Regions from separate parts of the Homo sapiens genome. Here region 2 is linked to region 1. The links are chromatin loops, found by intact Hi-C in ENCODE. Cell type or tissue: mammary epithelial cell. All regions are shown on one strand. Links, peaks and the distances in the headings refer to the core of each region. The heading gives the core; the rest is flanking DNA. Region 1 holds the start of LOC105371078 (a long non-coding RNA gene). Region 2 has its middle 96 kb from the start of LINC02177.

Region 1 (15,921 bases), core at 4,975-12,974:
TTCAAGCAATTCTTCTGCCTCAGCCACACAAGTAGCTGGGATCACAGGCATGCACAGCCATGCCCAGCTAATTTTTGTATTTTCTAGTAGACACAGGGCCATGTTGGCCAGGTTGGTCTCAAACTCCTGGCCTCAAGCAATCCTCCCACTCCAGCCTCCCAAGTAGGTGGGATTATAGATGCATGCCACCATGCCTGGCTATTTTTTTAATTTTTCGTAGAGATGGGGGCCTCGCTATGTTGCTCAGGCTGGTTCAAACTCCTGGCCTCAAGTGATTCTCCTGCCTCATCCTCCTAAAGTGTTGGGATTTCAGGCATGAGCCAATGTGCCCAATGTTTGATTTTTTTTTTAAGTGTGTGGCAGGGGAGAGGTAGAAAGATAAAATAGGGATGAATGGGTGGATGGAAGGATGGATAGATAGATAGGTAGATGACAGATAGATATTTGATTGATTGATAGACAGAAACACAGGTAACTCCAATGCCATCAGTCACCAGTTTACAACAAGGACAGAGAAACTTCCAGCTCAAGCCATCTCACACTTTACTTTGAGGACCAAGCACATCCCCAGTAGAGTTACACAGTTGTTTTTTTTGTTTGTTTGTTTGTTTGTTTGTTTGTTTTTGAGATGGAGTTTCACTCTGTCGCCCAGGCTGGAGTGCAGTGGCTCAATCTCGGCTCTCTACAACCTCTGCCTCCTGGGTTCAAGCAACTCTCCTGCCTCAGCCTCCCAAGTACCTGGGATTACAGGCGCACACCACCACACCCAGCTAATTTTTGTATTTTTAGTAGAGATGGGGTTTCACCATGTAGGCCAGGCTGGTCTCGAGCTCCTGACCTCAGGTGACCCTCCCACCTCAGACTCCCAAAGTGCTGGGATTACAGGCCTGAGCCACCGCACCTGGCTGAGTTACACAATCTTGCAGGAGAAAAATGTGATTACTTACCAGGCATAAGAGCTGCTGGGGAGTGGCTCTGTGGTTAAGTCACTCTGTGGTCTTATTTCCATTTGTCTCTGTTACATGTCTAAAGAAAGTAAGGTCGACCAGCCGCGGTGGCTCACGCCTGTAATCCCAGCACTTTGGGAGGCCAAGGCAGGTGGATCACCTGAGGTCAGGGGTTCGAGACCAGCTGGCCAACAGAGTGAAACCCCGTCTTTACTAAAAATACAAAAATTAGCTGGGTGTGGTAGCACATGCCTGTAATCCCAGCTACTCGAGAGGCTGAGATGGGAGAATCGATCGAGCCCAGGAGGTGGAGGCTGTAGTGAGCCAAGATCACGCCATTGCACTCCAGCCTGGGTGACAGAGGGAGACTCCAATTCAGAAAAAGGAAGTAGGGTCAACGAGATGCCCAGAAAAGAGTGGGGATGGAGGCGCACTCCCTGAAGACTCCCAACGGGGAGGAGGGGGAGACGGGGATTACATACACCCCACCCTTCTGCATAGCACTTGTCCCAACTGTAATTCAGTAACAATTGGTATCATCATCCAAGGATTATCTCCCTCCACGGACCATAGATTCCATGCCAGCTGCCCCCTGCATGTCCTGCCCACTGCAGCATCTCCAACAATGAGCTGGGGTGCTCATTACTTGTTTGTTGAATGAATAAATGACTGTAGGTAATAACTGCACTGTCTGAACCAGGATCCCAACAAATGAGGCTGTGACACATGAGATGCCCAGAGGACAGCTGAAATCAAAGCTGCCTTTAAATATCTGGGCTACATCATCACCTTCTGTGGGGTCAGCTTTTCTTCTGTCGGCTTAGCTTCATCATCTCGTGCCTCAATGCTAAGGGGTCCGCTTTGTCTCTCTCGGTCCCGGCCATCTCCAACCCAGGAAGGAATGTGGAAAATGGGGCTTGAGAAAGCAAGTCAGGGTGCTCCGGGCCATGTGGAATCAGGGTCTGAAAGAACACCAGAGCCACTCAGACAAACGTGTAGACCTGTTTGGCATCTTTATTTTCCTTCTAAGTACCAATTACTCATCCTGGGCCCAAATGGTGGCAGGTTTCCTTCCCCAAGGGGATAGATTGCAGAAACCAGAAGAGAGAGGTGGGTAGGGGGGAAGCTGAGAAGGGCAGGAGGGGAAGCCTGCACAGCACCTTCGCTGCTAACTAGGCGAGGGGGAGCATTGGAGAGCTGCTACCTCCAGGGCAGCTGCAGCCTCCTGCAAGGTTATCTGTGGCGGGCACAGGCTCAAAAGCAACGGGGCAATAAAAGTGAGTCATTGTCACCCAGCATGAGCCAACTCAGCCACTCGGGGCTCGGTGAAACATGTCCCCAGATGCAAAGTTACTCAAATTCTGGAATGAGTTTTGCCTGAATAAAGGACATTAAAATGTCCGTGCCCATAAAGACCGGCTGCTGTGCAGTGCCAGCATGGCTGATGGAGCCAGGGTGATCAGCTGACAAGCACCACCTGAAACGAGCTTCGGGCTGGAGACAGACAGTGCCATACCCTCTAGAGACATCTGTCCTCAGGCTCCTAACCCAGCTCTGTGGCTGCCTGGCTGTGTGCCCTTGGGCAGGGACATCACCTCTCTGATCTTCGCTCCTCTAAATGATCTCTAAGGGCCCTCATACACGGAAATTCCATGTAACAGCAACAAAGAGCCTGTGTGTTACTCTTCCCAGGGTTGGTGTTTGCATTTTAACAAAAAGTGTCTGCACTCTCCAGCAGCCTACTGATGAAGTGTACAGGTTCCTGAATCCAGTTGTTCAGGTTCAAATCCCGGTCCCGTCATTTATTAGCTCTGTGACTTCAGGCAGGTTGCTTAACCTCTTTGAGCCTCTGTTTCTTCACACCAAGGATAACACAACCAACAGAAAGGCAGGGAGTCTTATTCCAAATACGCAGGTATCCACCTTTTGATTGGGTTCCCCAGTGATTCCAGGCATCTTTTGGCTAAGGTTTCTGGAACCTTCTGTTTGGAGCAGAAATTGGAGCATCATACTGGCTACTGCCATTTGCTGTGCGGATAAGTTTGCAGAGGCCCTCAGCCATCATGCTCGCTCTCTCTCATTACACTGCATTTTCTCCTTTGTAACATCTACTATGATCCAGAATTACCTAGTAAATTTATTTACTCATTTATTATCCATATCTCTCCCCTGGATTTAAGCTCCATGAAATCACAGACCCCATCTAGCTCATGACTATCGATTCCCATAGCATAGCATCAGGCACACAGCAGGTGCTCAATACACCTGTGGCTAAACGAACAAATGAACGGATGAACGAATGAATTGCCCTTATCTAGATGCTTCTCACCTCAGCCTTCCCAAAGTTTCTCCGTATCCCTGCTTTGCAAAAAAGGAAACTGAACCCTCTGGGGTGGAAATGACCCAAAGTCACAGGGCAGTGGCTGGTACACAGGTCTGACTAACTCAAAACCCCACGTGTCACCCCCTTCCAGGAAGGTGTAGACAGAAGCACCAAAAAGGGGTTAGGGGCAGGAGCTTTGGGTCTGTCCAGCCCAAGTTCCATTCTAGCACTCCTTGGGCAAGTCACTTAACCTGAGGCTCGGTGTCCTCATCCACAACATGATGATGATACCATTAACATGTTCTTCATCAGAGTGAGAGTCTCAGGACGATTAAGCCTACTTTGCACAGCGCTGGGCACAGAGCAGGCCCTCAATAAATGGCAGCTGTTGTTCATTACTACTTCTACTGCAAGCTTTTCATTTTTTTTTTTTTTTTTAATTTTTAGTAGAGACAAGGTCTCACAATGTTGCCCAGGCTGGCCTCGAACTCCAGAGCTCAAGCGATCCTCCCGCTTACGCCTCCCAAAGCACTGGGATCACAGGCGTGCACCACCATGCCAGGCCTACTATGTCCTTTCCAAAAACCACACGGGGCTGGCCTCTTTGCCCAGCTCACCATTTTCTCTCTCATTTCACTCCCTCCTTCTCTCTGCCACCTCCACAGAGAAGCATCCCAGCACCCAAGCAAACCCCTTCCGCTCTGTTTCACTCCCCCCAGGCGGAGCCCACGCGTGGGGTCTTGTGCGCGTGGTCCCGCGGCAGCCCACAGCCCTCTGCTCTCCGTTTCAGGCTGTGCACCCCGGCTGTCCGCACTCCCGGGCCTCAGTCCTCCCCAGCCGCCCCCTCCACCCACCTGCATGCCTGTGGCACGAGTGGGCACACGTGTTCCCGTCGCATGTGGAGCCCGCACCTGTGGGAGGAGAGCCAGCCCGGGCTGCCGCCGCGGCGGCTGAATCAGGACAGCAAATCTCGCCACCCCCTCACTCCTTAATCCGTTGCAATCTGGCTTCCTCCCTACGCTGCCCGAAGCTGCCCTAGCCGGGGTCGCTGATGATTCCCACGCACCAAGTCCAGCATCTTCTCTACGGTCTGGTCCGGGTGTGTCGCTTGGGAACGTCTGATTTTCATGACCACCACCCCACCAGCACTCCCTCCGCTAACTCCCTCCTCCTCGGACCCTGCCTGCTCCCCTCGGTGCCTTCCCCACTCCATTGTGGGCCCTTCCTGTCCAGATTCTCTCACTCCCACACCTTTCCGCCCAAAGAGCATTTATGGAGCTCTTGCCCTGTGCAGAACGTTGCTGGCCTTGAAGGGGAGCAGGCGGACCCTGAAGGAGGCGGTGAGCTCCTACAGTGGGGGCTCAGACTGCAGCTTCGGTGGCCTGCAATCCGTTCCCAGCTCCTGGCCAGGTGCAGTGGCTCAGCCTATAATCTCAGCACTTTAGGAAGTTGAGGCAGGATTGCTTGAGCCCAAGAGTTCGACACCAACCTTTAAATTGTTTGCCTTTAAATTTCATTAAATTAAATTTCTTTTAAATACAAAAAATCCTGGGCTTAAGCAATCCAGGAGGCCAATTGGCCCTGCTAATTTCATTTAAATTTTTCGTTGAGATGGGTCTTGCTGCGAGACCCTAACCCTAACCTAACCCTAACCCTAACTATCTCTGCGAGACCCCATCTCTACAAAACATTAAAATGAAATTAGCCGGGCATGGTGACAGCCGTGGTCCTAACTACTTGGGAGGCTGAGGCAGGAGGATCACTTGAGCCCAGGAGTTTGATACGAGCCTGGGAACATAGCGAGACCCCTGTGTCTATGAAAAAATGTAAATGAAATTAGCACGGCATGGTGGCCTCGCCTGTAGTCCTGGCTTCTCAGGAGGCTGAGGTGGAAGGATGGTTTGAGCCCAGGAATTCAAGGCTGCAGTGAGCTATGGTCCCACCACTGCACTTCAGCCTGGGTGACAGAGTGAGATCCTGTCTCTAAAAATGAATTTTTTTTTTTTTTAATCCTAGTTCTGCTGCCTTGTTAGCTGTGTGTCTTTGGGCAGATAGCTTACCCTCGCTGGGTCTCAGTTACCCCTTGGAAAACGAGGATCACCGTGGGATTTGCGTGAATGCCTGTGAAGTGTTTAGCACTGTGGTTTGCATGACTGCCTCACCCTACTCTATTTTCTGCACAGCAGCCAGAATGATCTTGAAACATAAATTAGATCTCGGCAGCTGCTCGCCTAAAACCTCTTCAAAGGTTTCTCGTTGCCCTTAGCATAAAATCCAGGCTCTGCACGATGTTTACAAGTCCCTGGCGATGCTCTGATCTCATGTTGGGTTACGCTTCCCTTGGTTCAGAAATCCCAGCCACCCTGGCTTTCTTTAATATTAAATTTCATTTTAAATAATTAAAATATAAAGAGTAAATTATTTAATGTACTAAATTAAATAATTTCATTTAAAATTTAATGTCTAATACCTAAATTAAATAATTTCCTTTAAAATGTAATGTCTAATACCTAAATAATTTCATTTAAAATTTAATATCGAATACATCAAGCTTGCTTCCACATCAGGACTAGTGCGGTGCCACCCCCTCCACTTGGAATGCAGAGCACTGCCTTCTGTCCATCAACCACGTGCCTCAGGTTTTCTCTCCTTCCCATCCTTCAGGTCTCAGCTTCAATGCCACCTCCTCAGGCCTTCCCTTACCACAAGGGAGGAGATACTGTCAATGTCCCACTCAGATCCTTGTCACCAGGCCAGTGGACCCACCCCCAACTGCTGTAGGTATCAGCTACTTAGGGCTCATACCTGAAACCTTCTCTAAAGGATTAACTACCTGGCTTCTCTGACTTTCCTTTCACTGAGAGCAGCCCCTCAAAAAATCACTGGCACAACAGTTGCCATCTCAGACTGCCTCTAGGGAACGGAACTTAAGATACATTTTTTTTCTTTATCTTGGTTTCTTTCAGAGCAATTATTATTATTATTATTATTATTATTGTTTTAAGACAGGGTCTTGCCAGGTGTGGTGGCTCACTCCTGTAATCCCAGCTCACTCCTGTAATCCCAGCACTTTGGGAGGTCAAAGTAGGAGGATCACTTGAAGTCAGGAGTTTGAGACCAGACTGGCCAACATGGTGAAACCCCATCTGTACTAAAAATACAAAAATTAGCCAGGCATGATGGCAGGTGCCTGTGATCCCAGCTACTCGGAAGGCTAGGGCAGGAGAATCTCTCAAACCCAGGAGGCAGAGGTTGCAGTGAGCCAAGATCGTGCCACTGCACTGCAGCCTAGGTGACAGACTGAGACTCTGTCTCAAAAAAGAAATAGGATCTCGCTATGTCACCCAGGCTCGAGTGCAGTGGCACAATCATGGCTCACTGCAGCCTCGAACCCCTGGGCTCAAGGGATTTTCCCACCTCAGGAGACTCATGACTACAGGTGCATGACACCACACCTGGCTAACATTTTATTTTATTTATTTATTTTTGACACAGAGTCTCGCTTACCCAGGCTGGAGTGCAGTGGCACAATCTCGGCTCACTGCAACCTCTGCCTCCTGGATTCAAGCAATCCTCCCACCTTAGCCTGCAGACACAGACCACCATGCCTGGCTTTTTTTTTTTTTTTTTTTTTGAGACGGAGTCTCGCTCTGTCACCCAGGCTAGAGTACAGCAATGCAATCTCAGCTCACTGCAACCTCCGCCTCCCGGGTTCAAGCAATTCTCCTGCCTCAGCCTCCCAAGTAGCTGGGACTACAGGCGCACGCCGCCAAGCCCGGCTAATTTTTTGTATTTTAGTAGAGGTGGGGTTTCACCATGTTGCCCAGGTTGGTCTTGAACTCCTGAGCTCAGGCAATCCGCCTGCCTCACCCTCCCAAAGTGCTAGGATTACAGGCATGAGCCACCACGCCCGGCCAATATTTTTTATTGTTAGCGAGGTCTATGTTGCCCAGGCTGGTCTCAAACTCCTGGCCTCAAGTAATCCTCCCACCTCCGCCTTCCAAAGTGCTGGGATTACAGGTGTGAGCCACTGCGCCCAGCCATTATTAATTTTGGAAAATATTTGGTACATTTCTTTCCTCTCTCTCCCTCACTACAGGGGAAGTTCCATGAGGGCAAGAATCACACCCGTTTAATCCATCACTTCACCCGCACACTTGGCGTGGGGGCCTGCACGTAGGAGATGCCGGAAGAGCTATTTCTTGAACTCAGGAAATGAGGCATCGTGTGTTTCCAGGGATTCCTCTCTAGTTTCCCCTCTTTTGACCTTCCTCTCAGTCCACTCTTAGATGATCCTCTTAGGATCTCAAACTCAGTGGGTCCCAGTGTTGATCCATCATCTACCCTCAGGAGAGGAGCTCTCCCCTGCCTTTTCTACCTCTGGCAGTAGCACCAGCCTTCTGGTGCCAAGGCTAGAACTCTGAGTGCCATGTCTGACTCATTCATCACAGCCATCCCCATAGCTAATCAGTGCCTGGACCTGTCTAAGACGTGTTGACATTGTCCCCTTCTCTCCTCTCCCCGAAGCTCCATGCTCACAGCCTTCAAGCCAGCCCAAGCCCCGGTTTCCTCATTCCCAAGTTGCTACAAGAACTCTTAGTAGGAACTCCCCACATCTAGCCCTCACCTCTCCTGCACCCATCTTGCACCAACCTGCTGGACTAACACTGCCAACACTCACCAGGAATCACCTCCCTCCCTCTGGTAAAAACCCTAAGAAGCCCACAGAGCCATGTCCCGTTGTCTTGCCTAACCTGGCATTCAAAGCCTCCAGTGATAAATCCTCGAGCCACCTCTTCCAACCTTGTCATTAATACTACAAAAGGTCAGGGAACACTTCTTTTAGGAGGTGACATTTCAGCCAGATCTGAACAAGGAAGAGCAACAATACAGAGCTGTTTTCAGATGTTAGGGTACTTCAGAACCCCCTGGGAATGTAAAAATATACGCAAATGCCTGTAGTGATGGAGATCGTTTGCTTGCTTGTTTCTTTCTTTGTTTTTAGCAATCCCTCCAGGACATTTTGTAGTCAGGCTTAGAAGCCACAGGTGGAGGGACAGACACACAGATGGACGAACAAAGAGACATAAATTAGTAAGTTATAACCTAACCATAAATCCCAGGCCTGAAAGCACAAAAGACCCTGCCATTCACTTTTTCTGGGAGAATCAGAAAGATGTCCAGGAGGAGAGGGTCTTTAAGCATCGTCTGAAGGGGTGAGCAGGGTTTGCAAAGCAGAAGAAAAATGGTCCTCATTAACATAGTGGAGAGTTTAAAAAAAAAAAGTGTACCCAGTGCAAAAGCTGGGAAAAAAAAAAAAGAATGGAGAAACTCACAGGCAGAGAGGGCAGCTCCTGTGAGAGGTCCCGGGCTGCGGCCAGTAGGTGACCACCAACGGGAGGCAGTGACTATATCAGGATGCCGAGGGGCCCCAGGGAGATGCGGCTGAGGTTGGAGTTGGGGCAGGTGAAGGGGAAGGACTTTGTGGGGTATCTGAGGAAGATGGAGTTTCTCCTGAGGCCACCAGGAGGCGCCAGACGTCAAGCGGGGCGGGGGGCGGGGACGGGCTCGGTAACTTTCCTCTGCTGAAAACAGCCCTGAGCAGGGTTAGCAAGGATTAGCCGTGGCAATAAAGGGCTTATAAGGAAATTAAAAGGTCTAATGAGGGCCATAAGGATGATTTATACCCTTTCTGTAGCATGCCTCTTCCTTGTACTAGAATTCATGTATGCCTTTGTCCTGTCTCCCTAATGAATTGTGGGGTACTCATAGAACTAAAACCCGTGTAATGATTAGCTGAAGCAGGGTTTCTCAACCTTGGAACTGTTGACATTTGGGGCTGGTAATTCTGTGTTGTGGGAGGTTGTTCTGTGCATGTTAGGGTGTTTAGCAGCGTCCTTGGTTTCTACTCACAAGATGCCAATGCACCTCCATCTCAACTAGTGACAAGCAAAAATGTCTCCTGACATTGCCAGCTGACCCGTGGGAGCAAAATCACCCTCAGTGGCAAACCATTGGGTTAAAGGGGTTCTGCAGGCTCTAGCAGGATCCAAATCTGGGCTCTGCCACTTCCCAAGTAGGTGATCTTGGGCAGACTACGTCACTCCTCTATGCCTCCATTTTCTCATGTATCAAGAAGGGATTTTTAAAAAGTATTGACATCAGCATCAGTGTAAGAATGAAACACAGTGATCCAGCCAGGCACAGTGATGCACGCCTGTAATCCCAGCCCTTTGGGAGGCTGAGGCAGGAGGACTGTGTGAGCCCAGGAGTTTTAGACCAGCCTGAGCTACATAGCAAGACCCTATCTCTACAGAAAACAACAACAAAAAAAATTAGCCAAGTGTGGTGGTGCACCTGTAATCCCAGCTACACAGGAGACTGAGGCGGGAGGATCGCCTGAGCCAGGAGCTCAAGGTTACAGTGAGCTATGATCATTCACTGCACTCTAGCCCGGGCAACAGAGGAAGCCCTTGTCTCTAAAAATAGAAATAATAAATTAATAAATAATAAAAATAAATACAAGGCTGGGCCCGGTGGCTCATGCCTGTAATCCCAGCACTTTGAGAGGCTGAGGCGGGAGGATCACCTGAGGTCAGGAGTTTGAGACCAGCCTGGCCAACGTGTTGAAACCCTGTCTCTACTAAAAATTTAAAAATTAGCTGGGCATGGTGGCGGGTCCCTGTAATCCTAGCTACTCAGGAGGCTGAGGCACAAGAATTGCTTGAACCCAGGAGATGGATGTTGCAGTGAGCCGAAATCGTGCTACTACAGTCCAGCCTGGGTGACAGAGCAAGATTCCATCTCAAAATATAAAAATAAATAATAAATACAATGACAAATGCGAAGGCCACAAGGTAAACACTCAATGAACACCAGGCCTCTGAGGACACAAGGGATAGTAATGGTTATGGTAACCTCAGTGTTAGCAACTACAGCCTAACTCAAGAATTCCCCGAAGATGTGTTCCAAGGAATAATGAACTCAAAAAGTAGTTTTATTTAAAAAGGTTTTCAGGCCAGAAAATGCAGGACACCCAATTCCTTTTTGAGCAAATTAGGTATACTCAGTTAATTAAGACTCCAAGAAGGCCTGCAGTCATCATTACTCGATTTGAAGCTCTGGGAAATGAGGAGTGAAGTCTAACTCACTACAGTATCCCCCTTCCTAGCATAATGCTGAGGAACACTCAATAAGAACGTGATAAATTGTGGGCAGAGGATTACCCAGGTGCCGAGGCAAGAGACTGAAGGCACAAACTGTTTCAGTATAATGAAGAAAATAGTTACAATTAGAATAGTTATAATAGAAATTAGATATAGAGATGATCATGGACATTATCAATCATTAGTATAACCATTATTAATCATTAGCCTTTAATATTACTGTTTGTTTAATTACTGATATAACAAAGGAATAACCAGCGGGGATAGGGTCAGGTGCTGAAGAGACATTGTGAGAAGTGACCAAGAAGGCAAGAGGTGAGCCCTCTGTCACGCCTGCATAAGGGCCGCTTGAGGGCTCCTTGGTCAAGCGGTAATGCCAGTGCCTGGGAAAGCACCCGTGACTTAGCAGACCATGAAAGGGAGTCTCGCTTTACTTGGAGGACTCAGGGAACACTCTGCTCCACCACCTTCTTGTGGGAGGTTGGATATTATCCAGGCCTGCCCACAGTCATCTGGAGGCCTAAACCCCTCCCTGTGGTGCTGTGCTTCAGTGGTCATGCTCCCTGTCCACTTTCATGTTCCTCCTGTACTCCTGGTTCCTCTTTGAAGTTCTTAGAAGATAGCAGTAGAAGAAACAGTGAAAGTCTTAAAGTCTTTGATCTTTCTGATAAGTGCATAGAAGAAAATGCAGATGTATGCTGCCTTCTCTCTCTGCTTCAGCTACCTAAAAGGGAAGGGCCCCCTGTCCCATGATCATGTGACTTGCTTGACCTTATCAATCACTCGGACAACTCACCCTCCTTACCCTGCCCCTTGTCTTATATAGAATAAATATCAGCCCGCCCAGCCATTTGGAGCCACTACTGGTCTCTGCGTCTTGGTGGTAGTGGTCCCCCAGGCCCAGCTGTTTTTCTCTTTACTTCTTTGTCTGGTGTCTTTATTTCTTATCATCTCTCGTCTCCACACACGGGGAGAACACCCAATAAGCCCCGTAGGACTGGACCCTACAATAAATGAATAAATTAACTGAATATTTACATGAGTAAACTTGTTAATTACAGAAGTCAGCTTAGCTGAGTTTCACCCAGTGTTTTCCAAGCTCTATGGACCACTGCACTACACAGATCCCTAGGACTAGAGCCCTACAGATGTGCTTTAGAAAAAAAGTAAAGAGACAAAAATAAAAAATAAAAAAATTTTAAAAATATACAAATATACTTTGGAAAATGTAGCCCTTTCCCAGAATGGTAAAGCAAAAGTGAGTGACTCAGAAGGCAAGGACGATGACAGGACACATTTCTGGGATCTGAGTTTCACGGGGGCTTCATTAATTTAAAACATTTTTTTTTTAAATCAGAGTCTTGCTCTGTTGCCCAGGGTGGAGTGCAGTGGCTCGATCTTGGCCCACTGCAACCCCTGCCTCCCAGGTTCAAGCAATTCTCTTGCCTCAGCCTTCCCGGTAGCTGGGATTACAGGCATATGCCAACACGCCTGGCTAATTTTTGTATTTTTAGTAGAGACAAGGTTTCACCATGTTGGCCAGGCTGGTCTTGAACTCCTGACCTCAAGTGATCTGCCCTCCTCAGCCTCCCAAAGTGCTAGGATTGCAGGCGTGAGCCACCATGCCTGACCTCATTTAAAACATTTAATTCAGCTCCAAAATGAGCCCTAAGAGATGAAAAAGCAAAAGCATTCTTGACCAAGTAGACTCTATTTTTTAAAAAGAAATATAGCAATCTCTGGTGCCATTTTGTGTGCAGTAAAGCGGTGAAGCAAACATCCTCCATAGAGGTGACTGTCACACGCGTCCGTGTGAAGAGAGTCCATCAAACAGGCTTTGTGTGAGCAACAAGGCTGTTTATTTCACCTGGGTGCAGGTGGGCTGAGTCCAAAATGGAGTCAGCAAAGGCTGGTGGGATTATAACTAGTTCTTTAGGTTTAGGATAGGCGTACAAAGTATATTCTTAAGGGCGGGGAGAATATTACAAAGTACCTTCTTAAGGGCGGGGGAGAATATGTGTATCAGTTAGGGTGGGGCAGGAACAAATCACAATGGTGGAATGTCATCAGTTAAGGCTATTTTCACTTCTTTTGTGGCTCTTCAGTTGCTTCAGGCCATCTGGATATATACGTGCAGGTCACAGGGGATACGATGGCTTAGCTTGGGCTCAGGGACCTGACCGTGGTATCAATCTCACTCCTCACATCCAAAGAAATGTCTAAGGTTGTAGCTCCCACACCCCAAAAGATTAAATTTCTCTCAAGTCATGATTCTATTCCGTAACGATTCTATCCGATGGTGCTTATGGCAAAAGTCAAGAAAATTGCCTATTGCAAACTCAGTTCCAGTTTCTGATTTTTGAGGGATGTGTTTAGACTACTGCCCCCCTTGTTTGCGTCTAAAATTTCCATCCAGATGAACAGTAAGCAAAATAAGTGATCGTGGAAAAACATACTCAAGAGGCACAAAAGACTTTTCGATAGCAATGGGAAAAGCCTTAGCCAAAATGAGGGCTTACATTTGCAACGTGCCCATTCCATGTCAGATACTCTTCTAGGTACTTCTCACATGCAAACTCATCTAATTAGGGGGTGGATCTTATTATGATTCCTGTCTTACAGATGAGCACATTGCAGCTCAGAGAGGTAGAGTGACTGGACCCTTGACACACAGCCAGTAAGGGTGGGAGCTGGCATTGGATCATAGTCTTAATGTCGTAACCGAGTGAGTTATAGAGAAACGCCACACTCTGAGACTAATTCAGGAGTCCTTTACTGCCGGCGACCGAGAGACGGCTAGAGCTCAAAAACTCTGTCGGCCTCGAAGAAGGGGCTAGATTTCCTTTTATATCTTGGTTTAAAAAGGGGAGGGGGAGCCTAGCTGAAGCAATTTCACAGAAGCAGAACAGGCAAAAAGTTAAAAGATAAATGGTTACAGAAACAGTTACAGAAAAATAAACAGTTCCAGGTGCAGGGGCTTAAACTATCACAAAGAGATAAATGCAGGGGCTTTGGGTACCATCAACCGAGCGAGTTCCCAGGAGCTGCTGGTACAGCTTGCCTCAGTATCTTATCAGTAAGTGCATTCCTGGATGCCTGGATGTGCTTGGAGTCAGCTTGTACCAGTTATGTCCTTAAGGGAGGAGGATAAGGGGCTGCAAGTGAAGAAACGAAAACGGAGTCTGTCTGGCTCTCTCAGCTAAGTGACAGTCAATCAGGCTAAAACAAGGTAGGGTATCACATTAACGCTACACTCCACAGCGTCAATAATTTGCAGTAATCACCAATGCTACTTTTAAGAAGTTTTAATATGCACTTTGGTTATCCATTTATAACTTTAATACTAAAGTTAATTATCACGAGGCCAGTCATGGTGGCTCATGCCTGTAGTTAATACAAAAATTAGCCAGGCATGGTGGCATGCACCTGTAGTCCTGGCTACTTGAGAGGCTCAGGTAGGAAAATTGCTTGAACCAAAAAGGTGGAAGTTGCTGTGAGCCGAGATCGCACCACTGCACTCCAGCCTGGGCGACAGAGTGAGACTCAGTCTCAAAAATAAATAAATAAAAAGTAAAAACATAAAGTGAATTATCTGGTAGAAGTATAGGAGGTATGGAGGGAGAAAGTATCTACACCCAAGACACATTAGAGTCCTTCCTGAGGCACTTAAGTCCCAGACCCTGGGACACTAAACGACATGAAAGGCAAGAAATAGCTACCATTTTGCAATTCCGTATTATTCCAAATATACCTCTTACTGCCTTTTTTCATGCTCCTTGTATTTGCTGAAGAGGTTTAAAACAAAGAGTAAACTGCAATGCCAGCTCAACTTGCATAATTCTAATGAATCGATTCCAAACAACATTCAAAGCAGTAATATCCTCACCCTCACTTCCTCCAGGCCCACCCCTAAATCAAAAATAAAAAATGGCTTGATCCCTTTACAAACACTAGACTAGGAACTTCACTTATAATATCTCATTTAATCCCTAGCTTAAACTGACAAGCAAATATTAGTTCTCATTTTACAAATGAGGAGACTGAGGTTCATAGTGGTTCAGTGTCTTGCCCAAGGTCACACACCTAGTAAAGGACATGAAGAGGGTTCTGAACCACGTCTGTTTTCAAAATCTCCAGGTTCTGCTGCCTTCTGTATTTCAAGGTGGTTTCACCAGAGAAATCCCCCAAGCCCCAGAAGGAAAAACAAACAAAAAAACAGTTATATTCCAATGTCCTCACAAGAACTGGAGGCCGGAGGCCATGGCTCATTCTTGTAATCCCAGTACTTCGGGAGGCCAAAGCAGGAGGACTGCTTGATCTCAGGAGTTCAAGACCAGCATGGGCAACATGCCGAAACCCTGTCTCTACCAAAAATACAAAAATTACCTTGGTATGGTGGTGCATGCCTGTAGTCCCAGCTATTTGGGAGGCTGAGATGGGAGGACGGCTTGAGCCCAGGAGACAGATGCTGTAGTGAGCTGAGATCGTGCCACTGCATTCCAGCCTGAACAACACAGCAAGACTCTGTCTCAAAAAAAAATTCATTTTAATTTTAAAAAAAGAACTGGAGATAGTATAAATGTTATTAAACTTGAGTGGTGCTAGTTGAGAACTGTGACCAATTAAATAGCTACTTCCTCTGTTCTGAACTGCATCCAGCCTGTTGATGAGATTGGCAGATCAGCGCTTTGAGCCGTAATGTGAAGAATCTCAGGAGAAGAAAAGAGCAGATAATGGCACTTCACTATGGGTGGGGCTCAGTGGAGAGGCCAACACTTGTAAGAATTGTGTTAATAGCAATGTTTCTGGGATCCCTGCAGTCAACCAGAATGTGACATGTAAAAAGAAGTTTATTATTTTTTCCATATTAATACTGATCAAGTGCAGACATAAAACCTCTCTGCAGGTTTCATTTCTTTTGGATACAGGCACATTTTGCCATTTTCAAACACAAAATCTCTGTGACCAATGCTTGCTCATGAAAGGCTAATAATAATGCATTGACTGCTACAAGCTATTTTTTGTTCTGGCTGAAACTTTGTGACACTCCCTAGGTGAAGCTTTTCTTCCAGGGTTTTTACAAGGTCACTGCTGTTTTCTAGGGCACTCGTCCCAAACTGTGGAGGTGAGAGTAGTGCTGGACATGTGTCGATGCCAGAACGTTCATCTCGATATTTGAGTCAGAGTTTAAAATTCTTTTTTTGTTTTTTTCTTTTCTGACACGGAGTCTCGCTCCGTCGCCCAGGCTAGAGTGCAGTGGCGCAATCTCAGCTTACTGCAACCTCTGCCTCCTGGGTTCAAGCAATTCTCCTGCCTCAGCCTCCTGAGTAGCTGGGACTACAGGTGTGCGCCACCACGCCAGGCTAATTTTTGTATTTTTAGAAGACATGGGGTTTCACCATGTTGGTCAGGCTGGTCTCAAGCTCCTGACCTCGTGATCCACCCGCCTCAGCCTCCCAAAGTGTTGGGATTACAGGCGTGAACC
Region 2 (15,921 bases), core at 3,767-11,766, 1.0 Mb before region 1:
TGTGTATGTATGTGCATGTGTGTATACATGTTTCTGTGTGCCTCTGAGTTCGTGTGTATGTCTGTGTAGGTGTGTGCATGTGTTAAGGTAAGTGTGTATAGATATGTTAATGTGTGTATGTGTGCACATCTGTGTGTATGCATATGTGTATGTGTATCCTTGTGTGTATGCCTGCACGTGTGTGTATGTGGATCGCTGTGTGTTTATGTATGTGTACATGCATATGCATGCATATTTATGTTCTATGTTCATATCTGTGTATGCATGGCTGTATGTGTTTATGTGTCTCTGTATGAATACATATGCATGTGTAAATATGTGTTTATATTTGTGAATCTATGTATGTGTCTGTGTGTGTGTGTGCACATGTGCTATGTGTCCTGTGTGTGTGTGTGCATGCATGTTGCTGGTAACTTCAGTGGGAGTGAGGATGAAATGTGACTTCCAAGGGGATAATGTGAGTCTGGGCTGGCTCAATACACAAGAAAAGAAGGTGATGATGAAATGATGTTTCCTGACCTGGTTCAGACCCAGGTACCACCCTTGCAGGGTGATGCTCGAACCATGTCCAGGAGAGAACCTAGAAGGTGGAAGTTCTGCAAATCATGTAGATCAAATGCTATTTACTAGAGCGTTCCCTTCTCAAGCCAACTTCCTCTCCCTTTCTCCCATTCCTCTCCTCTCAGCTTTCTGGTAACTTCCAATATGCTGGGAGCCTTTCCCTGCTTTCCCCCTACAAAGAGATAGGCACATCACCCATGACTGGCCACAGGAATTCTGAATTCCTCTGGCCACAATGATTGGCTCAACAAAAGCATGTTACCCACCCCTCCTCCCCCAGGCAAATCGGAACTCTTCCTATCATGGGCGAGTTGCTGTTAATTGGTATAATCAGCTGTGAAGATGATGTATGAGCTGTCAGGTCCATTTTCTAGGTGGAAAGAGTTTATCTGTGAACACAGCCAAGACTGAAGAAATTAGAACAAAGAAAAGGTGAGATAGTGTCCTGATGATTTATTTCATATGTTCCCCTAGATCCAGCCTTGCCTGAATGCAGATGCACCATTATACCATGTCAAATGCAGAACAGTAGGTTGAACTCAGGTGCTCATCCAAGCAAAGAGGTGGCTTGGGGTTAGTGTGTGTGTGTGTGTGTGTGTGTGTGTGTGTGTGTGTGATGTGCCTGGGGGAAGGCATGCATCTTGCAAATGCATGTTTAGCAGATATTATACAGCAGTGTCATAGATTCAGACTGGGGAACTCCAGAGGGCAGAACCAGAATTCAAGGGTTGGAGGACCCATGAGGGAAATTTTGGCTTTTTCTAAGAAAGAGATTTCTGGCAAAGTGCCTCAAAGTAGAAGGGTTACCTCAAGAGAGTGAGTCCCCCATCAGTTCCCCAATCCCTGGAGGATACCAAGTGGAGATGTGAGTCATGGATGATGTATCAGTCAAAACTCTTCTGGAAACTTCTAGTATTTTGAGTAACCTCCAAACTGTTCTCCATAGTGGTTGTACTAGTTTACATTCCCACCAACAGTTTACAAGGGTTCCCTTTTCTCCACATCCTCACCAGCATTTGTTATCACCTGTCTTTTGGATATAAGCCATTTTAACTGGGGTGAGATGATAACTCATGGCAAGCGTATTAGTCTGTTTTCACGGCTGCTTGATAAAGACATACCTGAGACTGGGTAATTTATAAAGAAAAAGAGATTTATGAACTCACAGTTCCGTGTGGCTGGGGAGGCCTCACAATCACGGTGAAGGGCGAAAGGCACTTACATCTTACATGGTGGCAGACAGGACAGAATGGGAGCCAAGCGAAAGAGGAAACCCCTGATAAAACCATCAGATCTCGTGAGACTTACTCACTACCATGGGAACAGTATGGGGAAAACTGCACCCATGATTCAATTATCCTCCACCAGGTCCCTCCCATGACATGGGAATTATGGGAGCTACAATTCAAGATGAGATTCGGGTAGGGACATTGCCAAACCGTATCAGCAAGGGAGGAAATGTATTGGTTCATGTAGTCAGGAAGAATTCTCAGATAGCTTTTGTAGAATTGAAGGAGGTGGAGACTGTCTGCTTCCCTCTGCCTGGCTCCATCTTCTGCTTTGTCCATGTGGTGGGGAAGATGGCCACCATTGCTCCTGATTCCACATCGTCCTTCACAACCCTGACTACAAGAGAACGTCACAGGAGAGGACTCTGTGTGGCTCTGCTTGGATCGTATGCCCACTCCTGGAGCAATCACTGAGCATGATTGGCCAGGTCTGGCTGGGTCATGTGTCCATCCCAATGATTGGGAGTAGAAATTACTAGAAGTTACTAGAAGAAGGGTAATGGAGGAAGATGTGCTGGGCTTCTGAAGACATTAGTCACTATGGTCCACTATGGATGGTGTGGGGTGGATTCAACATAAAGTGGGAAGATGTCTGTATCACTTCTAAGGTACTTTGACACACAGTAAGGATGTTAAAAGCACTTGTTGAAGGAATGTATAAAGATTCATTCCTGTGTCTCTGTTTTATGATTTTAGTCTGTCTTGTTAATACCTTGCAGTTGACTTTGCCATGGTAGGTTTTTTTTCTGACCAGCACAGGAGCTCTTTTGCTTGTGTGCTGTGGGAGGGACACCTTGAGGTGCCCTCTGGCTACTGGCCACCTCACTCCACACCTCTCAAATAAGGCACCTTTTGGAGAAGACATTTCCATGTTGGGACACTGTGGATAGTAATTTAGAATTACCAGATGGTGATTAAATCCTTCTTGCTTATTGTCGTGATTCCCTGAGCCTGTCTGCCACCCCTTCCTTCCCAAGTGTTCTAATTAGTCAAAGTTATATGAGAACAAAATTATAATGAGGAATATTCCTTGGTGGGGGGGAAGCACTGTTGGAGTTCCTTGGACTTGCCATCAGTGGAACTCTTGAATGAGGTTAGTAGAGTTAAAACAACTATTCAGGGAGTGGAGATAATTGTAAAAATATTTGATCAAGTTTGTTGGAGCAGGTTGCCTTTTGCAGGTTCCATATTTTGAAGAAAATGCTGCTTTCCGTAGAATCCCAGCTATCTCTGCTCTGGTCTCTACTCTTCATATCATAGCCTGAGTAGTCCTACTAAAGCACTCCTTGCTCAGAAACTTGTAATGGCTCCTTATTGCCCACATCAGGAATGGCAAGTGTAGACTAAGTGTGCTGTTATCCCCCATTCCTACACTCAAGGCAGACATCACTAATCAATTACAGCAAGCCTCAAACTCCTCTCCTTACTGCTTCTCCCCATAGCTAGCTATCAACTAGGGTGGATCACAGGAGGAAACCTATGTGCCTTCCCAGTTCTACAGTGTCAAGGGTCAGGCTGCTTAGTCCAGCATTTGATGCTTTTCAGAGCCTGTCTCTTTACTTCTTCCAGTAAATTTTCTGCTTCAGCTAGCTCCCTGAACTCTCATATGCTCATTGCTTACTGGGCTTTTGAACAGTTTTCTTCTCAGCTAATAGGGGAGCTGTTAAGCATATAGTTTTTGGAATTAAACTCCATGGGTTCTGGCAAAATCAAAATAAAAATGTGGTGATGAATTTCTTAATTTAATGTTTTATTTGGGAAGAAAGAATTGCAGTTTGGGGCTTGCACACAGACTGGGCGGACTTTGGTACATTTGAAGAACAAAGAGAAAGTTGGAGGTTTTATGGCAAAGAGAAATGTTGTGTATTGCTTGTTGAGAATGTTCATTGGCTCTAGACGTTTCTGGGGAGCTGGCAAGCTTGATTGGTGGGCGATGGCAGTAGATGAAATTAGTCCTAGAGTTGCAGCACTTTATCTCAGCAGTTATCGATAAAACTAGTCTCAGGTTACAACAGGCAGTCTCAGCAGCTGGACTTGCAGAGAATAACATTCTTGCAGCAATATTATGTGTCCTGAGTGCATTTTCCCCCCTGACTTTTCAACTCTTTTTTAGTTGGGTGTGACAAGAATGATGAAGTTCATATGATCAACATTCACAATCCAGTTTCAGCTCTGCCACCTTGGAATTGGGCAGCTTTGAGTAAAATATGTAATTATGAAGCCTCACCTTCCTTATCTGCAATTTGCAGATGATAATAATATCTGTTTCCAGGGTTAATGTGTGGGCAAAGGAAGATAATTCGTGAAGGCCCCTAGCACATTATTAAGTCTTGAGTGAGCTTTATATTGTAAAGTGGTATTGCAACGTCTATTGTAGTGGTTTTGTATCTGACACTCTTGTTGGTATGTATTAGACATATGTCCGTTCATTCCACTATCTGTCCATATTATTCCCTGTCTGTTCCTTGTCCTCCTCCATTGCCTTTAAGGCACAGCTAAAGCTCCCCCTCCCCACTGATCTGCCTTTTCCTGTTTTCTAGCATTTCAGAGGCTGCCACATTGGTCAACCCCAGAGGCAACTTCACCTGCTTTTCTGAAGCCGTCCTCCAGGGGCGCCATTCCCATAGACTACAAGGTGAGAGGTGGCGCCCCTGGAGTCGTGGCACCTGGTGTCCTATTTCTCCAGTCACATAAGGGGCCAAACTTGCCTTCTGCAGGAGACTGAATGCTTCTGAGAGCAGAGGCTATGCCTTAAGCACCATCGTGTGCCTGGCATGCATTAGGTGCTCAGTCCACGTGGGTGGAATGAATGGAGAATAGGAAAGGGCTGAGGTACCATCTGATTTTTCCCAGGAATTGGGGCAGTGTTGATGGTCAGTGATGGGGTAAAATACTGAAAACCACATGGATGAATAATGCAATATGGTAAAAATAAAGTCAGATAGAAAACTTCACATCCCCTTTCCCTCCATCTCTATCCAGGAGGGCTCTGAATGCTCATCAGTGGCCTAATGGCTTCCTTTAGTGCCCTCCATGGTCAGCTCAACAGGATGCAACAGGGTTTTACCACCTCTGGACTAGTGGTGTCTTGGGCCACATCGTTCTTTGTGGTAGGGGCTGTTCTGCGCACTGTGGGATGTTGAGCAGTGTCCTTGGCCTCTACCCACCAGATGCCTGTAGCAACATCTCTCTCACCCCCTGGTTATGACAACCAAACATGTCTCCAGACATTGCTGGCTATTTCCTGGAGGACAACATTGTATCAGTGAAGAAACAGTGAGATATTAAACAGTTGTACCTGCAGGTCCCCGACTAGGTGACAGCCATCTGCAAGCAAGGTAAAAGATAGGAAAAGTGAGCCTGTCATTTTACCTATATTTAATTTAGCATTTTGAGGCTTGGCATGGTGGCAGCAGGGATGGATAGCCTTCCAATGACCTGTCCAAAATCTTAAGGCATGAAATTGGACCTTGGCTGACATGGACAATGGCTAATTTGTTGTTGTTGTTGTTTGTTTGTTATTAGGTGAATAGTGACTTGGTTGCTTTGGAAAGCAGCGGGAAGGGAAGGAACTTGAGAGATTTCTAGGATTCTGGAGATGGTGCAGTCTGGTAAAGCTTCTGTCTTTGGGTCAGGTTGACCTCCAGGGCACTGGCATGTCACGTGGCCTGCAGATCTCTCAAGAGTCTTCTTTTCTTTCCTTTCTTACCTGATTAACAGCTTTGTGGGCTCCACTAGAGTCAGATCTTCTAGGAAGGCTTCTCTGGTGCCTATCCTGTCAAGCTAGATCGGGGACCTTCTGTGATCCCATATCCCTCTCCTCCACCCCATATTTATTCCGTCACAGTCCTTAATGTATAGGGGTCCACGTGGCTACCTGTCAGTCTCTGCCACATGGCCATGAACTCTATGTCTCACTTACGTTTGCACATCCAATGCGCAGCATAAGGGCCTGACACATAGTAGGTGGTCATCTCTTCAGTTTCCTACCAGGGGCTAACTAAGCTCTTTGCACAATGGTAATCAAACAAATGGCAGTCCCCAGCTCATGGAGCAGAGTTTCATGTGTCACGATCCTGAGCCTATCCTCATCCATCTCCTGGAATCTGTAGAACACTCTGGGAGTCTGATGTCCCCCAGGCCAGGAAACAGAACCACTGAGTCAAAGGATATCAGATTTCTTCTTGGATCCTCATATAACCTTGTGAAGCAGGATCTATGAGGAACACACCCATTTTATCATCGAGGAGACTGAGACCCAGAGAGGTTAAATGACCTGCTCAAAGTCAGACAGTGAATTGGCAGCAGAGTGTGGGTGAACCTGGGACTTTGAACTCTTGATTAATGCTTTGTTTGGGTTCTGGGTGTAGAGGACAAACTCTGGAGTTGCAATCATGGCTCTGGTAGGTACCAGCTCTATGACCTTGGCCAAGTCACTTAACTTTCCCAACTCTTGATTTCCTCATCTGTAAAATGGGCATCATTCTAAATGTCTTTGTAGGGTTATTTGTAAGCATCAATGAAATGATCCATATGAAGAAAGCTCTTGATCCACATGAAGAAAACTCTCCCAGGACACAGTTGCTGCCATGTATAAAACCCAAATACTCCTTTGCAGGGTGCAGTGCAGAACCCAAAGGGATCCATGATCTCATGGCCAGAACAGCCTCCAGGAAGAAGATGCACAGCTTCCTGAAACCGCACATCCCTCCTTCCTCCTGGGAGCCCAAATTCCAAGAAATGCAGCTAAAATTGGCCCTCAAACAGCTTTTGCAGAGCACGTCGCAGCTTTTTTTGGGTCTAGAGAGCCAGTTTCCATGATGAAAGTGGCACAGAAGGAGAGACCCAGCTAAAAACAGCCACCGCCCAGACTGGTGTTAACAGAATGCAGCCTACCCTGTTGTTTTGGGGGTTTAGACGCTTCGACTTCCGCAGCAGACCTCCACATTGCCACTAGGTGGTAGTATCGCAACACCTGGCAGGAACTGCACCCCAGGACCTTGACAAAGGGGCTGGGAGCCACTTCTGAAAATCATGCCCATCAAATACGCACCAGCTACAAAATTCTGCACCAGATTATTTCCCTTTTATTTGGGGGCATTTATTTGCATTACATGGGCTCTGTGGAAGTGTCTCGTCTAAGGGCTTAGTGCTTTAGTGTCTCAGAAGCAAAGCGAAAGAATTGTCCATGGGTAACATCCTAGCCACATGGCCCCGTGGGTGTCCCTACTGCTAGCAGATATGTGATCCCTGCAGCCCACTTCACTTAGGAGGTTCATGATGCCTTGAGTCCAATGTAGTTGAAGAGCTTGCCTCGATTAGGAGGACGCATAGCTTGCCTAGGTGGTCCGTTGCTGTCCTCTTTGAGTGCAGCGATGGAGTTCTAGCTCTGCAGTGTGGCTGCCTTGTGCTGAGGCCATTAAATCGTCTGGAGAACGGGGGCACTCGTGAAGCCTGCCTCATGGCTGGTCCTTCCCCTGCGAGGAATGGATGAGTGACAGATGGAGGTTTCTTAGGTGGTGTCTGGCTCATAGCAAGGGCTCAAATGTTAGCTCCTTTTGCTATTTTCTCAGTATCTCCAGTGACTAGTGTGTTTTAGTCACTCAACCAAATGGTAGCACAGTGATCCTCACTGTCCTCGTTTAGGTGACAACAGACGTTAGAGGAATGAGTTCATGGTCTCGATTTTCAAAGTGTGGTCCTGGGCTGGCAGCATCGGCACCACTGGGCTCTTGTTGGAATTGCAAGGTCTGGGCCTCTAGTTCAGCCTGCTGCAGCAGAATCTTACTTAACAGCCTCTCTAGGGGGTTTGCGACACATTGAGGTTTGAGGAGTGCTGCTCTGAAGCTCCTTCTGGCTCCCGAATGCAGGGATTCACCCCAGCCTGGGGTGAGCTCTGTCTCTCAGATTCATATCTTTGGGAACAACAGCAGCCAGTCCAGCCCTGCATTTTAACCTTTTACTCTTGCTTTTCCCAAATGTTGTCTCCAGATGCCTCTGCGCTTGGGTGTGTTGGGGTGGGAGGGTGGGGCGATGGGGAGTCGATGGGGGGCCTCATGCTGCCGCAGATTCGGATTTTGCTGGGCTCAACATGCTTTCCCTGAGCTTCCAGATCCAGATCCTCACTCCCCAAGATCCTGCCAGCTTCCCTGTCTTTGCCTACAGCATCCTCTTCATCACCCCAGTGACCAGAAAATGCACTGTTTCCAACCAACCCCTCCTTTTCCCTCACTACCTTGGCCACCAAAGCATCTCTTGCACCCCAGTTTTTCTCTTTGGGTGCCGCTGCTCTGGCTCTTGGTTGTCTAGAACTTTGGGAGCCACCCCAAATCTCCTAAAGGTCCCCCTGACCCCACTTCTCCTCCCCCAGCTCCTGATCTTATCTCACACATTTCTGTCTGATGGAGTCCTCCAAGCTGACCCTTGCACTTTAATGTCCAACATAGAGCTTCCCACTGCTGATTCAAGGTCTGCCCTCCCTTGCGTGGTAGCCAAGGCCTTCTGTGATCTCCTAACGACCTCCAAGTTACCTTTGCGGCTTCATCTCCAGCTTTTTCCTCTCTTATTCTAGATCAGGGGCCTTCGGGCCAAATCTGGTTTGCAGCCTGCTTTTGTAGATAGTTTGATTGGAATCCAGCCACCCATGTGTTTACTGATTGTCTATGTCTGCTTTCACAGTATCAGGGCAGAGTCGAATTGTTTCAACAGAGACTGCATGGCCCACAAGGCCTGAAATGTTTACTCTCTGGCTCTGTGCAGAGAAAGAGTGCTGACCAGATCTAGATCCAGCCAAATGGCACCATGCACTTGGTCCCTCACACACATCCTGGCCTTTACCATAACCTGGTTTGGCCCTGGGGGGTCTGTCGATTTGCAAAGTCCTGGCTCATTTCTGCCCATAGTAATTTTTCCCCACCTGGAAGGTCCACCTCCAGTGCCACCGAATTTGGCATTCTTTCAGCAAACATTTATGGAAATCTGGCAGGTGCCTGGCATGTTGTGTGCTGGGGAGAGGTCCTTGCTCTCAGGGAGCTGGTGCTGGAGTTGCTGACCTGGCCCCCGTTCAGAAGCACCTCTAGAACTTCATCGTGAGAGCTCTTGGCCTTTCATTTTATTATTGTCATGTCTTATTGGCCTTGAGGCCAGGTGCCTGCCTCCTATTTCTGTAGCACTTGGCACAATGCCCAGCACACAGGGAAGGTCATTATAGTCCATTGGAATAAATGAATGAATCTCTCTTCTCCCCAGAGTCCTTGTCCGGGTTATCATGCTGGGGGCTGGATTCCACCTCCCCTGTGCTTCCAGCTGTTTCTGGAATCCCATTTCAGGCCAGATGCTATTTACATCCATGCTTCTCAAACTTTCACGTGCAAAGGAACCACTGGGAAACTGTGTTACAATGCAGAGGCTGGTTCTGTGGGTCTGGGATGCAGCTCTCATTCATTACCAGATAGTGCTGAAGATGCTGGGCCGTGGACCACACTTTGAGCAGCAAGGATTGGTTTTCGCCCCGGATTTCACACTAGAGTCATTTGCAGGCTTCTCAGTGCTCACACCTAGACCTTACCCAAGATCAGATGAATCAGTGAAGGGGGATGTGGTGGGGCCCAGTCTCTCCAGGTGATTTTAATGTGCAGCCAGCATTAAATCTTGACCTAGAACCACCAGCCTAGAACTGTGAAGCTGCTTTCCAAATGAACCCCCCTTCTAACATCACTACCACCTAGAGCAGTGGTTCTCAAAGTCAGGTTCCCAGACCAGCAGCACCTGCATTGCCTGGGGACTTGTTAGAAATGTGAATTCTTGGTTGCAGCCCAGAGCTACTGAATCAATCTGTGCTCTAGCAAGCCCTACAGAAGATTTCCAGGCATGTGTAAGAACCACTGTCCTAGAAATGTTTGACCTTGGGTCCACCCAGCGACTCCAAACTGGTCTTTCTGCCTCTGGTCACACACCATCCAATCTACTCTTTATTTTGTAGTGAGAGTAATTTTCCAGAAACGTCAATCTGACTAGATTACTCATCTGCTTAACACGTTCCAAGGCTCCCTCCCCATTGCCCTCAAACCCGTGCGTGGCAGAAGTCTGAGGACTAAATCTTCCTAGCCCACCTCCCACCACATCCTGTCTTGGCTCCCCTGTTCCAGGAACATAGAACCATTTATATACCATCTTTGGAGAAATGCCTATTCAAGTCCTTTGCCCATTTTTTAATTGGGTTATTTTATTTTATTTTTTGTTGTTGCATCTGGGAGCTTTAAAAAATACTGACATCTGGGTCCCATGCCCAGAGAATCTAACTGGTTTTGGGTACAGCTTGGGCACAGGGTTTTTCAAAGCCCCCCATCCCTCATCTGATGACCCCAATGAGTATTCAAAGTTAAGAACTTCTGAATTTAGCCAGAGGTCTGTTCTTTGAGCCTAGAAAAACCTATTTAATAAGAGATAGAGGAGGCCGAGTGGGGTGGCTCATGCCTTTAATCCCAGCACTTTGGGAGGCCGAGGCGAGTGGATCGCCTGAGGTCAGGAGTTCGAGACCAGACTGGCCAACATAGCGAAACCCCATCTCTACTAAAAATACAAAAATTAGCCGGGTGTGGTGGCAAGCGCCTGTAATCCCAGCTACTTGAGAGGCTGAGGCAAGAGAATCGCTTGAATCCAGGAGGCAGAGGTTGCAGTGAGCCAAGATTGAGCCGATGGACTCCAGCTTGGGTGACAGAGTGAGACTCCGTCTCAAAAAGGAAAAAAAAAGAGATAGACAAATTGTTTCTTTTGCTTAAGGAATCAGGTATCTTGGTCCAGCTAGCAGAGGTTAAGGTTCTTGATGGAAGACTCAGCTATTTGAGTCTCACTGCTGGGCCAATCAGACACAAGCCTGGGTATATTTGGATGTTGGAGGATTTCACTCAAGCCCACTCAAAGGGGAGGAGATTGGAACTAACAGTCATTGCATACCACACACATTCGTTCACTCTTTTAAAGGCTGTCAGGCCAGGTAGGTATTAATGTCTTGAGATCATGAACTAGTGAACGGTTTATGAGCTTTTTAAAAGCTACCTTTCATCAGGAACTTTAACCTCTGTGAAGTACTTTACGTCCATTTTCTTATTCAATTATCACATGAAATATAAGTATTTTTATAGACGAAGTACTAGAGTTAGAGAAGTGCAGTTAAGGCTGCACAGCTCATGGAGACAAATGAATCTGCATTTGAGATCCTAGATCCCCTCCCCCACCCTCTTTTTGAGACAGGATCTCACTCTGTCATCCAGGCTGGGGTGCAGTGGCGTGATCACAGCTCCCTGGAGTCTTGACCTCAGGGCTCAAGCAATCCTCCCACCTCGGCCTTCCTGGGACTATAGGAGCATGCCACCATGTCCGACTAATTTTAAATTTTTTTTTTTTTTTTGGTAGAGATAGTGTCTCACTATGTTGCCCAGGCTGGTCTTGAATTCCTGGGCTTAAGCAACCCTCCTGCGTCTGCCTCCAAAGGTTCAGGGATTACAGGCATGAGTCACTGCGTCTGGCCCCTAGATCTCTTTTAAAAATAATCCCTAACTCCAGTTTCCCAGCCCTCTCCAATATTAAGCAAACATTAAAAAAGAAAAACAACTTAGTTAAATTGAACGCAAGGAATCTGCAACTTAGCAGGCAGCATTTATCTGCATGCAGATTTCCCCTGATCGGCTCCCGCTATCATGGGAGAGATTCTAACCCTTGTTGGAGGACGCGTTCAAAGTTGTGTTAGTAAAAATTACTTTATGTAATGAACCCTTAGATCAATTCTTATTGAAATGAGCTGGAATTAGATTTTTGCTCTTCCCGTATGTAATGCTTTCAATTCAATGATGAATTACTGGAGTCAGCAGCTATCTGACATTGCGATGCCGTGCACAGCATGCTATGCCTTTCTTGTTTGCTAGCCCTTTGCGGAGGGAAAGCAGACCTATTGAAGTGCATTTTTTAATTTAGTGGGGCTGTTCGATAGAAGCTTTTTACTTTATTGAGGGAGAATTTGCCATTTTAACATTTAAATTCACTTGTTTTCACAATCTTTTTTGGGTCCTCGTGTGAATATTAATGATTATATGTACATGCAAATACATTATTTGTGTGACTTCGGGCAAGCCACATCACCTCTCTGTGTGTTTTCTGTTTTCTCATCTTTGAAAGGAGAGGGCTGGATCAGGTCTCTGTTTGCCAAAATTTTGTAGATCTGTGTTAAGAAAAAAAAATCAGAGGAATATTAGATTCAACAAAGTCAAGGTTTCTGCCTTTTCAATTCAAATTGTTTCTCTCTTTTATTTTTTCTTTTTAGGGACAGGGTCTTGGTGTGTCACTCAGGCTGGAGTGTAGTGGTGTGATCATAGCTCACTGCAGCCTCGATCTCCTGGGCTCAAGCAATCCTCCAGTCTCAGCCTTCCAAGTAGCTGGGACGACAGGCGTGCCACCACACCCAGCTACAAATTGTTTCTTTATTCTTTTCAGTGTTCCTGTCCCCAGCCTGTAAAGTAGGAGCTTAATCTAACACTTCTGCCTTCTCAAGGGATTATGGAAAAGACGCTTCAGCTCTGACCTCTTTATTCCTCATGCAAAGAAGAATGACTCATATCTCTAGAAAGATGGGGAGAAGTTATCATATCTTGGCCGTTTTTACCAGGGCTGGGGACACTTCATCCAACAGCTGACCTGGCCACCCACAGTCATTTCTCTCCACACTTGTTAGGGTGTGAGGCCAGCTGAGATCCTCTGTAGAGAAGTCTGAGGAAGCATCTGCAGTATGTATTGTAAAGTTATTTGACTATATGCAAATGTTCTTAGAATCATGTCTTCATGGAGAAGCAAATGCTTTATTATGTTGCAATGACTCTCTCTCCCTAATATATATTTTTTACTAAAAAGCCATTTTATTTGGTATTAATATGGCCACTCACCTTTATTTTGTTAGTATTTGGCTGATGTATTAGGTTGGTGAAAATGCAATTATGTTTGCACCAACCTAATATCTTTGTCTGTTCCTTTACTTGCTATATTAAAACCTTCCTATATTTTTACGTTTTAGCTTTTTTTTTTTTTTAACAGTAGATAGCTGGATTCCCTGCCCCGTCCCATCTAATTTGATAATCTCTTTTAACTGAGATGGTTATTTCCATTACATTTATTGTGATTATTGATCTATTTGGATTGTTTCTCCTGTTGTAACTTTTTTGAGGTTTCATTGGTACAGCATTTTTATATATATATATATATATATATATATATATATATATATATATATAATTTATCTTTTTTGGTCTATAAAAATTAAGTTTTTTTCTTATTACTTTTTTTTTTCTTTCCTGAGATGGAAGTTATAATCTCTGCTTTTACTCTTTAAATTATTATCTTTGAAATTTTACTAGGCACATGAGACTTTTAATGTTAGTATCTTTTACTTTTAATGTCAGTTTAACTTTTAATGCAGTATCCTTTTTTTTTTTTTTTAATTTTAGAGGCTGTCCCTCAGGCTGGAGTGCCATGGCATGATCATAGTTCACTGCAGCCTCAAACTTCAGGGCTCTAGGCAGCCTCCTACCTCGGCCTCATGAGTATTTTGGATTACAGGCATGCACCTCCACAACCGGATAATTTATTTTTTATTTTTATTTTCTGGAGACAGGGCCTCACTGTGTTGCCCAGGCTGTAATGTTGGTATCTTGACTGCCATCACCTTCCCACCATGCCTGATGATATGAAGATCTCAGACTACTTTAACCCTAGCCATTTCTTTCCTAACTGACACATTCTCATTGCTGAGGACTTCAGTTCTTTTTATTAAGCCTACTTGTTAGACAGCTATATTTTATGAATACAGTGGTTCTTTAGATTAACCTACGTGTTTTATCCTTTTTCCCCTTTGCTAATCTTCTTGAATCTCAGGCCTTCTTATTTGGGTTCATTTTCATTCTCTCTCAACTACATCCTTTAGAAATTATTTTAGTTGGCCTATTGGTTAAAGCTTTATTTTTATAAGTCTGAAAATGTCCTTATTTTGCTCTTATTCTTGAGATACAGTTTTGTTAGATCTGCTATTCTAGCTTGACAGTTCTCTTTTTCTCAACCCGATGAAGAGAGAATTTTGATGACTCTTGTCGCTACCGTTAAGAAAAGTCCAGTTGTTGATGGTCTAATTGTTACATCTGTGCTGAGGGTTGTTGCTGGTTTCTTCCATCTGCTGCTGGTTTAAGACTTCCTATTTGTCTTTGATGTTCTATAGCTTTACTACATTGTATCTAGGAATAGGCTTCTTTTTAACTTAGTCAGTTTGGTGTAAATGGTACCCTTGTATCTGTAGATTCATGTCTTTACTAGTTCTGGAAAACTCTCAGTTTTTGCCTTTTCAAATAAACTCATTTTTATTCTCTCTCTTTTATTTTCTGGGATTCAAATTAGAATATATGTTACAATATCATATTCTGCCCTTCACAGCTCTGAATGTCTTATTTGCTTATTCTTGCCTTTGTGTTGCCCTCTATCTTCCAGTTTATGAATTTCCCTTTTTAGCTGTGTATAATCTGCTTTTTTTTAAAAAGAAAAACCATACTTACTGAGTTCTAATTTCAATAATCATAGTTCTATTTTATAGATTTTCTTTGGTTTCAAGTGTATCTGATCATTTTTTGTTGCTTGCTCATTTGTGAGTTTATATTGGGCCAATCTTAATCTGTGAGAATACTGAGGACATAGATTAAAAATGCTTTCCTTTAGAGAGGATTTTGCATTTTTGCCTTGCGAGAGCCAAAGGCACTGTCTGTTTTTAGCTACCTGGATTAATAGTGTAGGGTCGGGTCCAATCCCCACATCTTGCTCTTATCCTGAGACTTGTACTTGACTGCCACACTGATGTTGCCTTATGCGTGTTTGTCTGATCTGCTTAAGCTTCAACTTAATTTTTTGGCCCCTTGGAGATTTCCCTTGCTTCTTGTGATCCCACTAATAACATTTTATTTTCTTTAGGATTTAGTCGTCTTGTGTGAAGAAGTCCTTTAGAATATCTAGTCCATATATTGTCAGAGCAGAAGTCAATGTCTAGATTCCAGACTCCCTAGTAAAGTAACACAAAGCCTTCCTTTACCATAGGTCATCCCAAATAAGCCAGAAACTCTCCATTTGGGGATAATAAAGCATTTCATTCCTCCTCTGGCTTATGGGTGGTTCAGAACCCAGAGGGGCAGAGGGGTGAGGCCAGTTGCTGCCTCCAGACCACCACACTAACATTCACCATGAGCCCCCAAGAGAAGAATGTGGAACTCATATTTGCCACACTTTTTGGTCCGCAGAGCAGTGTACAGAGGGCCCCTCAGGGCTGGTGCTCAACAATACACCTGTTTAGATTAAAAGGGGCGGGCGAAACAATTTCTAATGACCCTTCTGGAAATTTTTGAGGCTCTTATTTCATATTAATGTGCAACTCCTTGATTGTATTATTTGATGGTCAGGAACATACAGACAAGATGCCCCCTTCTCCTTGGTAGATTGTCTCATTTTAACACATGAGAACAACGTGGAGATGAACTGTAGGAGGTGAACACTATGTTCATATTTCTAGGGTATCTTCTCCCCCTCTCCAAATTGCTGCTGGCTTTTATGAGGCAGTAACTTACAGTTAAATACACAAATACAGGCTGGGCGCAGTGGCTCATGCCTGTAATCCCAGCACTTTGGGTGGCCGAGGTGGGTGGATCACCTGAGGTCAGGTGTTCAAGGCTAGCCTGGCCAACATGGTGAAAACCTGTCTCTACTAAAAACACAAAAAATTAGCCAGGTGTGGTGGTGCATGCCTGCAATCCCAGCTACTTGGGAGGCCGAGGCTGGAGAATCGCTTGAACCTGGGAAGCGGAGGTTGTAGTGAGTTGAGATCGTGCCCTGCATTCCAGCCTGTGTGACAGAGTGAGACTCCATCTCAAAACAAAACAAAACACAAAACTCCACACAAATACAGTTAAATCACAAGGGTGAATGTGTGAGGGAGGGAAATAATATGGCAAGTCTCTGTATGAGCATACAAATGGGTGCGTGGGAAGGGAGAGGG

Evidence for each region. A loop is a pair of places that touch in the nucleus more often than their neighbours do. Peaks named below come from ENCODE experiments on the same cell type or tissue, not always from the same donor. Only the 100,000 strongest peaks of a DNase experiment are listed, where the experiment ranks them.
Region 2: a loop joins it to region 1, with 17 times the contacts of the local background. A loop is called at or near these places in 2 of 110 quality-filtered maps.

The regions. Positions count from the first base shown.
Region 1 is chr16:10,248,190-10,264,110 of GRCh38, forward strand. It overlaps LOC105371078 (a long non-coding RNA gene), which reads right to left and starts at 4,454. Exons shown (of 3, transcript XR_001752077.1): 1 at 4,125-4,454. RefSeq lists an enhancer at 11,080-11,129. In mammary epithelial cell, for the core only: a CTCF peak has its summit at 8,800 (motif pointing right); no DNase peak of the experiment used is centred there.
Region 2 is chr16:9,251,837-9,267,757 of GRCh38, forward strand. No RefSeq gene overlaps it. Among named protein-coding and RNA genes, the nearest start is that of LINC02177, 96 kb to the right of the region's middle. RefSeq lists an enhancer at 6,656-6,950. In mammary epithelial cell, for the core only: CTCF peaks have their summits at 4,464 and 6,814 (motif pointing right); no DNase peak of the experiment used is centred there.